Linked DNA regions of Homo sapiens: region 2 is linked to region 1. A link is an interaction called in ENCODE POLR2A ChIA-PET data of the cell type or tissue named here. Cell type or tissue: Panc1. All regions are shown on one strand.

Region 1 (5,000 bases):
CTAACACGGTGAAACCCTGTCTCTACTAAAAATACAAAAAGTCAGCCGGGCATGGTGGCGCTCGCCTGTAGTCTCAGCTACTCGGGAGGTTGAGGCAGGAGAATCGCTTGAACCCAGGAGGTGGAGGTTGCAGTAAGCCAAGCTCACACCATTGCACTCCAGCCTGGGTGACAGAGCAAGACTCCGTCTCAAAAACAAACAAACAAACAAACAAAAACACCAAAAACCAGAAAACCCAGAGGGGTAAATTGAGGCAGGCTGGCCGTGTGCCAGGCCCCAGACTGCAGAGCCCAGACTCCCCACCGAAGGCTGAGGGTCGCGCTTGCTGTGTGAGGCTCAGCACCTTGTCAAGTGCACCCACACGGTGACTCGTGGGGGTAGCAGCACCAAGCACTGCGCCACCCATGATGTAGTCATCACCACCTGAAGAAACCAAGGCTGACTCCAACCTGCTCACAGCCACGGTGTAGCAATGGCCTGGCCAGGGCTCAAGCCCACCCCTCCTCCTCCTGGGAATCTGGGAACCCCATGTTTGAGTGGGCCCCCCACTGCAGGACCTCTGCTGGCCCTTGCAGCTACCACTGTACAGAAGGTGCACAGGGCAGGGCCTTGTCCCCAAGAGGCTCGGTGAGTGGAAGGCACATGGCATGAGGACCGCTGTGAGCCGCCCGCCCCTCATCCCCGTGGTGGTGTTCCCCAGGCTGCATCGGCTCAACAGGGGGAGGCAGCCTGGGTCACCCTAGCCTGGTGGGCACTCGAAACGCTCCTCGAAGGACTCACAGGCCCCATGGGGGCCAGGTAAGGCCGTGTGTTTACAGGGAGTTGGCTCGGGGCTGGGTACTGCTGTGCACACTGGCTGCCAGGCGGCAGCTGGGCTGGTTTATTACTGGAACACCCTCCCCTGCTCCTCCTCCCCGGGGAGGCCAGCCCTGCGCCAGCATCTCCTGCACCAGCCCACCCACCAGGAGGCGCCTGTGGGGCCACTCTTCTGGGAAAGCGTGTTCCTGGAATAAATTCTGGTTTCGCTTCCAACAGGAACAGGAATAGAGCTCCCTGTCTGGCCTGCCAGGGCAGCTTGCAGGTTTGAAGGTCAAGTGCACGTGGCTCTCTCCTGGGCCCAGCGGCACCCCCTTCTTCTGGACAGGGGAGGAGCCAGCTCCTAGAGGGGCCACAGTGCCCCAGAGGGTGGGTTCAGGGTGGTGCCTACTACCTCTGCGGCCCCCTGGGCAGCCCCTGTGGCAGAACAAGGGTAGTGATATCAGGCAGCCCAGCCTCTCCCTCCAGAATGCCCTCCCTGCCACCACCTGCCCTAGGAGACCTGAGCACGCCCAGTGGCTTAGACTGAGAATTTCTGGGCTTGAGAAGCCTTCGCCATGATCTGGGGTTTCCAGCCCTGCCCGGGAGCTGGCTGTGCATGTGTGCCGCAGGGGCAGAGGCCTGACAGACCACCAAGAGGCCACGCCCAGTGCCGCCGCCTTTATTCACAGACCCTCGAGCTCCACAGCCACACAGACACTTAGCTTTCAGAGGGCACAGGAAGGAAAAGGGACCTGGTGACCCTCCCAGCACACCCCAGAGCCAAGACAGACCCAGCAGCAGCACCTCAGGGTCAGCCTGGGTGCCCCTGCCCAGGGGCCACTGTGACCGCAGACACCAGGAGGCCAGGCCTGGTTGCTGGGGACCCCCTTGGGGGGCCCGGCAGTATCCTAGGCCCAAAGAGCTGGTGCCATCTTGAAGCTGATTCAGGGAAGAGGCCAGGCTGGACGGTAGGGGTAGGTGTGAGAAGCTCCCCAGCGTGTCCAGGCCACGGGAGCAGCAAGGGTCTGCGGGGAGCCCAGGCTGGATGGGGTGGGGCTGCCCTTGTCCTGTATCCTGACCACTTCAAGGACAAAACCAGCCCAGTCCCAGCAGCCTGGGAGGCAGCAGAGGCTCCTTCTTCTCCCCTCCTGATCCTGCAGTGGCCAGGGGCAGGAGGGTGAGGGGAGAGGAGAGAGGTCAGGTCAGGGCCCCTGGGGGCCAGGCAGCTTCAAAAATGCAGCCAGGTGGCTGGGGGAGGGCAGGAGGGTGGGCAGGGCCCAGACCCCCATGATGGGGGCAGCCTGAGACCCCCAAGGATGAAGGAAGGGGGCTTGGGAAGGAGAGGCAGGCCTCAGCCGTCAGTCACGCCAGTGCTGGGATCTGCAGCCCGCTGGAGCAAGGCACCCCCATCCCAGGGGCAGGACCACAGGACAGGAGGGAACCGACACCTCGCACCCTGATCTTCCGGAGGCCGGGGAGGGGCACCGGGCGCTCTAGGACTTCTTGGCATCCTGCGTGCTCCGGCGCTTCAGGTCACTCAGGTCGATGGGCTTGAAGGCTGCCAGGGGACAACGCGGTAGGTGGTGGGCACAGGCCCCTCCTGCCCATGAGGCCCGGCCTGCCGGCCCAGCCCTGCCCCCAGGTCAGCCCCCACTCACTCTTCAGGCTGGGGTTAGGGACCTTCTCCACATACTCCTCCACCAGGCCCCGCTCGCCACCCGGCACCTGGCCTCGCAGGTCTCGCTCCACACCCTGCCAGGCTGCAGAGGCAGAGAGTGGTGTGCTCAGGGCCCCCTGCCCCAGGGGGTGGCATCCACGTCACGAGAGTGCCTGCCCTCAGCTCCTGCCCTCCCAGATCCTCTTCTCCCTCAGAAGTGTCCTCCATGCTCCCCCACAGCCCTCTGCCCACCCCAGCCTCACTCACCTGCAGACCCCGTCCCCGCTCCTCTGGCAGGCCTGTCCCTTCCCCGCAAGATGACCAGGACTGTGGTCAGAGGGACCCCTATGACCCTACCCCAGGCTTCCCTGCGCCTCGGAGGCAGCGCATCCTCCTCAGCTAGGCCTCTATCTTTCCCACCTCATCCACGCACCTCCCCGGCCCCAGCACACGGCACACTCCCCTAATCCCAGACAACCACCTCCCGGCCACTTCTGCAACACGCCCGTTCATGGCTGGATGCGTGCCTGTCTGTCTTCAAAGGCCCCTCCCTTTCCCCAGCAAACTCCTCCAGTGCTGCTAGCATGGATGACTGGCTCCCAGTGCGGCCTCTATCTGTGGCATGGCCCACCCCCAGCCCCTCCTCCCGGGCTCCCCCCATGATCAGAACCAGGTCTCCTCTCTACACAAGGTCCCCTCGGCCACCCCTACCCGCCTGGGCCCTGAAGGCTGTGGACACAGTGATGGGGCTATCTGTGCCCTGGAGGGGCAGGGGCAGGGGCCGCAGGAGGTTCCTCGGAGCGTGGGTCCTGGGCTGGGGGCAGAGCTGACTCCGTCAAGGACAGGGCAGGAGCTGTGTGTGGCAGGCGCACCCACCTTCGTAAATGAAGCGGACGTTCTCCTCGTGGGCTGGGGTGAAGATCTCGCTGCTGCTGGGTGGGGAGCGGGGGCTGCTGGTCCTCTTGCCGTTGTACACGACTCTGGAGACGGGGGAGCTGGGGGAGCCTGGCGCATGAGACAGGGCACACAGCAGGGTGGGAGCCCACAACCCGCCCCGGTGGAGACCAGCCCACCTGCCTGAGACCCACCTGGTCATCGCGGGGGCGTCTGATCCTAGCGCTCCACCGCCAGATCCCCTCAGCCTCTGAAACAGAAGCCAGCGCAGGCATGGGACGCAGGGCCACCCTCTCCAGCACAGAAGGAGGGGGAGGCGCAGGGCACACCTGCCTCCTCCCTTCAGATGTGAACAAAGTGCATGGTCCCTCTGCCTACCAGGGTGTCCCCCACAGGCTGGGGTCCAGCCACAGGCAGCCAGTGGGCTCCAGGCAACCCTACGAGGTAGCAGAGAGCTGGCCAGACGAGCCAGACACACACACAACTTGAAGCGATCAAGCCCGCTCAGCGGCCTTGATCCTCCACGTCTCAGGCTCAGACGTGGAGGCCTCAGCCCCAGCACCGGGAGCACTGTGGCCAGAGCCCCTCCCCACGTGGGCTGGTGGGGCCGTCAGCATCTCTGATGTCCAGCTGCCTCTCACTGCAGCAGAGGGCCTGCAGCCCCTCAGCTAACTGACCCTGCTCTCCCTGGTGCAGGGCTGGGCACACGGCTTCTGCTGAGCCTTGATTTCCTTTCTGTAAAACGGGGATGAGCTTCCTAAAGGTGATCCCAGCTCCCCGGCACCTACCCAGGTCCAGCTTCCTGGTTCCCTAGAGCATGAGCCACATCAGTACCCTGGAGATGGAACCAAACTCCAGCTCCCCTGGTGGGCAGAGGGGGTGGCCCTGGAGGAAGCTGCTGGGCCTGACCTGGTGACCAAGACCCTGGGCTGCCGCCCGTTTATGGCCTCCCAGCCCAGGGGAATCCACGGCTCTGGAAAAATGGAGTCTATTTTGAGGCTCAGACGCTCACACTGGCAGGCTGGACAGTGTCCCCACTCCAGCTGAGGACACACAACCCCAAGGTGGGGAAGCTGACAGGGCTGGTCTCCAGCCTGCCCTGCTCCAGAGGGGGCAACTCCAGGTTCTGGGGGAGGGGAGTCCCAGGATTCCCAGGAGGGGGCTTTGAGCACAAGCAACTCCCCTGCCCACCCAGAGGCCCAAGGCTGCAGATACTCCAGGGCACACGGCTGCAGCCCTCACAGAGGGCCAGGAGCACTGAGGCTTCGAGTCCTCTCTGGCTCATTCCGCCTCATGTCAATGGTCCAGCCCTCAAACACCACGTGATAAGAATCCCACGGCTCAAGGGCAAAACCAGCAAAGAGCAGAAAACCAGCTCCCAGCCCTGGAACTCTGTGCCCCATCCCAGGCCAGGAGTGAGGTCCAAAAAGGGCCAGGGGCTCCCCACCCACGGCAGCACCCAGTTTGCTCACAAAGTCACCTCTCCTTTCTTGGACTCTGGGGTCTCTCTGCCCAGTCCTCCTGCCAGGGACTCCAGCCCACGAACACCAGAGCACGGAGGGAAAGGCCTGTTTGGGTTGAGGGTCCCACAGGGACATGCTGCCTGCTGGGAAGCTCCCGTTACAGAGAAAGGCAGAGCTCAGGTAACAGG
Region 2 (5,000 bases), 440 kb after region 1:
ACAGCTGAAGGCCACGTAGGGTGGCCGCCATTTCCTTCTCTGGGAGCAGACAGCTGCTTCAGCAGTAGCCTGGGGGGCTAGAATGCCCAAGTTCAAGTCTGTCCTCTGTGAAGTTACACAGCCTTCTAAACCCAGTTTCCTCATTTGCAACATAAGGCTGAAGAGCTCAGTACCCACTGCCCAGGGCTGCTATGGGCAGTGACCAGTGTGTTTTTAAGGCTCATTCTTCCCAAGCTGCAGAGAACAGAATGCACTCGCTGTGGAGCTTTCTCCTGGAAGGCAGCATCCATCAAGCAAACGTAAAGATCAGAACCTGGCACCACCACTTGACTTTCACGTGAAAGGAAGGAAAACCGCAATGAGTGGTGCTTGCTGCCCTTTTTTTCAGAGATAGCAGGACAATCTGGACCACCCACAGCAAACACTGCACAAGGGGACAATCTGTACCACCCATAACAGGACAATCTGCACAAGGGGACAATCTGCATCATCCATAGCAGACACTGCACAAGAATGGCAGTGGCAAGATCTGGTGGCTTCTGGATGAAACAATTTCTTCCCATTATTTGTCAACTCCCCGGTTTAGTCTCAAAGTGAATTCAAGAACCACCACCAGAATTAGGCCTTTTGCCTTCTCGGACATCATTTGTTTTCTAAAATGCAGATCTTTAGATCTTTACAGTATCTGACGGGCGCGATGGCTCACGCCTATAATCCCAGCACTTTGGGAGGCCAAGGTGGGCAGATCGCCTGAGATCAGGAGTTCAAAACCAGCCTGGCCAACGTGGTGAAGCCCTATCTCTACTAAAAATACAAAAATTAGCCAGGCAGGGTGGCTCATGCCTGTAATCCCAGCTACTCCAGAGGCTGAGGCAGGAGAATGGCCTGAACCCAGGAGGCGGAGGTTGCAGTGGGCCAAGATTGCGCCATTGCACTCCATCCTGGGCAACGGAGTGAGACTCTGTCTCCAAACAAAAACAAAAAACAAAAAACAAAAACAAAAACCAAAACCTTGACAGTATCCACCAGGTGTCTGTGCATTTAACACAGAAGACCTGACCTACATTTTGGAATGGTCAGGGACATGGCAATGCGCTCGAAGCCCAAATGGGAGAAAAACCATTTCTGAAATCCTATTTGGTTTCCAGGATCCTAGAGAAGGTGCCATGGGCAGGAACATGAAGGTGCAGGCTTCTTTACTCTCTTAAGCCAGCGGCCACAGGGGAAGCAACTTTGCCTGCCAGGGGCCTTCAGCACTGTCTGAAGAAAGTTTTGAGTATCACAACTAGGGGCAGGGGTGCTGCCAACATCTACCATGCAGAGAACGCACCACTACAAATGGCACTAGTGCCGAGTGGAGAAGTCCTGTCCGGAACCACGTAGCACTTTTTGGTTCAGGGTTGGCTTCCCCAGTGACCATCCCGGGCTTCTAAGGACTGGCTTTCTTCCCTTTGCCCTTGTGTACCCCTGGCTTGCAAGTTCTCCTGGAGACATCTCTCGTAAAAACTTAAGGTGTTTTTAAGCTTGCAGGTTTTACTTGACCCCAGCACCAGGCTCCCGCAGGCCAAGGCCACACCCCGCACCACCCTGCTCTATTGGCTCGTCACACCTTCAAGGCAATGCAGGCTCCAGGCCCTTGAGAAGCCAGTCCACCACCAAGGGCCGCCAGACAGGCTCCCAGGGCGGAGTCTCTGCTGAGCTTTCCCTGGGTTGGTGATGGGATTTTTCATTCCTGTGGCCTCCTCTGGTCACGTGAGGCCCGTGATGGGACACACTGGGTGCCCCTCTCTGTAACGGGTTCCCCAGGACCACAGGTGCTGCCAAAGATATTTTGTGTCACATAAACTTAGAAACGTCGGTTTCTTGTAGTAGCACAGATTACGTGCTTGTGCTGAGAAAAGATGTCAAAGAATCAAATCAACAGTCCTCCCTTTCCCGTGACAAAAGGGCTAACAGAGGCCCTGAACAGGTTTTCCTTTGGCCAGTTGCCCAAGGGGACTCACCCAACCATCCACCTACAAATGTGCCGCGGAGCCTTCTCACTGGGAGGGCTCCACAGACGTGGCACAGCCACTCTTCAGACAAAAAGCTCTGTTCCCAAAGAGGGCTCCTGCCAGACCGAAGCTCTGCTGTTGAGACACACGCTTCATGGCTCTGAAATCCCCGCAGAGAATACCCTCCTGCTCCATCAGCCCAACTGTTTGAAAGTCCAGGGAACTCGCAAGAGCTGGACTCTGAGGGGAGGACAGGAGCGCTCTGCTCCACACCTGGCCCACCGTGGAACACCAGGTACCTAAGGCCCTGGGCTGAGGGCTCGCAGAACTGGGACAGTAACTGAGCTGGAAGAGGTCATGATGGTCGCCAAGTTCAAAACCCTTGTTTTGCTCGGAGAAAACGAGCCCAGAGAGTATGAAGGGACTTCCCCCAAGCTATAAGCAAAGCATGCGAAGGAGCAGAGGCCTCACTCAGGGATCACACATCAGGAAGGCCCCACTGAGCAACACACGTGCCACTGGCAACAGCTCCAGTGACCACTGAGGGGCACACGACACCACGGGGAGCATGCATTGAAATTCACACAAAATCTTTTTTTTTTTTTTTTTTGAGACGGAGTCTCGCTCTTTCATCCAGGCTGGACTGCAGTGGCGCTATCTGGGCTCACTGCAAGCTCTGCCTCCCGGGTTCACGCCATTCTCCTGCCTCAGCCTCCCAAGTAGCTGGGACTACAGGCGCCCGCCACCACGAACGGCTAACTTTTTTTGTATTTTTAGTAGAGACGGGGTTTCACTGTGTTAGCCAGGATGGTCTCGAGCTCCTGACCTCGTGATCCGCCTGCCTCGGCCTCCCAAAGTGCTGGGATTACAGGTGTGAGCCACTGCGTCTGGCCTATTCACACACACTCTTGATTTCAGAAACCATGACCCAATATGAAGCAAAATTTAAACAAAAGGACAAGATGGTATAAGATTTTTTTTTTTTTTGGGGGGGACAGGGTCTCACTCTGTCGCCCAGGCTGGAGTGCAGTGGCGTGATCTCGGCTCACCGCAACCTCTGCCTCCCAGACTCAGGCGATTCTCCTGCCTCAGCCTCCCAAACAGCTGGGATTACAGGTGCACGCCATCACACTTGGCTAATTTTTGTATTTTTAGTAGAGACGGGGTTTCACTACGTTGGCCAGGCTAGTCTCAAACTACTGACCTCAAATGATCCACCCATCTTGGCCTCCCAAAGTGCTGGGATTCCAGGCGTGAGCCACCATGCCCGGCCCATAAGATGTTTCTTTGTGTTGAGGGAGGGTCTCTGGACCCAAGACTCTCTGAAGGAAGCTGTGACTGCTTTGTCAGGGTGTGGAGAACACTTCCCTCCCTTTTGCCCAGAACCAGTTTTGGGTTTATTTTAACCAGCAATGCTGAGTTGCTGTTCTCCCTTGTCAAACAGAACCCTGGTGTTGCTCTGTGACTGGTAAAGACCTACCTCCTCCCTGCATCATCTTGTAGATTTTGCTCTCAATGTGGAGCTGAGGGTGTTTGGTTTTGACACATTCAAGCTTGATGGCAACCTCTTCTCCTGCAGCAATGTCCGTACCTTGGCAAAGAAAGAAAACCACAACAGGAATTACCTGGTATCCACCAAATAACCCAACATGCTGGAGAAACAACAAGCACTATGTGTTTTCCATGAAGGACCAAGTGAGGGATGTGTTCTCCTTCCTAGCATAGTAAGGCGGGCTAATCGGCTGACACATCTCTGGGGGAAGTTATCCATATTCCCATTTTCACAACAGGACGAATTTGAACTGCACAGAAAGTTTATGTGGCTTCCATCACCCGCCCACCAGTCTTCAGGTGCTGCAGCTCCCTCTCCACAGTGGCCCTTCTGGTCTGCATCCTCCCATCAGCCCTGCCCAAGGCCCCTGCACTTGCCCGCCCCAGACAGCCTGTGGTAGAGCTCCACGGTGCCATTCCCTTTTCTCCATGCTGCCTGATAGGCCTCCGAGGGGGTGGTTTGAGTTTCCCCCTGAGGAAGGGCTAGGTTTTTACCCAATAGCCACAGTCCCAGTCCACCCAGGCCTGGCATCACAGGCAGCGGGAGTCATCTCTAGCCAACCTATTGCAGGCAAACACCCTCCACCAGGCGGAGGGAGGCCCTTCTCCCTTCCTGGGGACACAAAGCCAGAAGAATCGCCTGTTTTCAACGCCCTAAATGTACCACCTACCAACACGCACCGGTCACACATCTTTCATCAGTCTATGGCTAAAACCAATGACACATCTAATACCATGACGATCGGACTATGAGTTTGGAGGCAAAATTACACTTTTTATCTAGAAATGTTCCATCTCTGCTTTACTCCAATAAATGACAAATGTGACAACCACCATCCCTCTCAGGTTCACCCACAAATGCTCCTGAGTTTGAATCTGGCCCAAAGCCTTCCCCAAATCCACTGCATGAGGCATCCAAGGAGCTTTAACCGAACAGGAGAGAAAAAGAAGCTGCACACAGTACATACCCAGCTCTCTCCTCTTCCCTCACGAGTCCCTTCAGAGTATAAGACACTGGAATCGGCCGGGCGCGGTGGCTCACGCCTGTAATCCCAGCACTTTGGGAGGCCAAGGCGGGCGGATCACAAGGTCAGGAGATTGAGACCATCCTGGCTAACACGGTGAAACCCCATCTCTACTAAAAATACAAAAAATTAGCTGGGCATGGTGGTGGGTACCTGTGGTCCCAGCTACTTGGGAGCCTGAGGCAGGAGAATGGCGTGAACCTGGGAGGCGGAGCTTGCAGTGAGCCGAGATCGCGCCACTGCACTCCAGCCTGGGTGACAGAGCGAGACACCGTCTCAAAAAAAAAAAAAAAAAAAAAAGGACACTGGATCCTTCCCAACAGCGTGGCTATGTGGAAAAGAATTCACACTAGCTTCAGCAGCCCAGACAAAGCCCTGGGAGACTTCCTTCCCTGAGAGACTGTGGTGCTGGGCAAAGCAACTTGGCTAG

The links. Peaks named below come from ENCODE experiments on the same cell type or tissue, not always from the same donor. Only the 100,000 strongest peaks of a DNase experiment are listed, where the experiment ranks them.
Region 2: POLR2A ChIA-PET joins it to region 1 with 5 read pairs; 2 of 35 experiments call an interaction of 5 or more read pairs at or near these places.

Annotation. Positions count from the first base shown.
Region 1 is chr17:81,820,956-81,825,955 of GRCh38, forward strand. It overlaps MCRIP1 (MAPK regulated corepressor interacting protein 1), which reads right to left. Exons shown (of 5, transcript NM_207368.5): 2 at 3,544-3,599; 3 at 3,332-3,450; 4 at 2,457-2,558; 5 at 1,406-2,356. The coding sequence starts at 3,551. The coding sequence ends at 2,292. Among named protein-coding and RNA genes, the nearest start is that of MCRIP1, 9.8 kb to the right of the region's middle. RefSeq lists enhancers at 838-1,132, 4,997-5,000 and a silencer at 3,103-3,326. In Panc1, a CTCF peak has its summit at 972 (motif pointing right); no DNase peak of the experiment used is centred here; H3K27ac peaks cover 219 bases.
Region 2 is chr17:82,262,212-82,267,211 of GRCh38, forward strand. It overlaps CSNK1D (casein kinase 1 delta), which reads right to left. Exons shown (of 9, transcript NM_001893.6): 2 at 3,475-3,585. Among named protein-coding and RNA genes, the nearest start is that of CSNK1D, 9.0 kb to the right of the region's middle. RefSeq lists an enhancer at 3,474-4,205. In Panc1, no CTCF peak of the experiment used is centred here; no DNase peak of the experiment used is centred here; H3K27ac peaks cover 127 bases.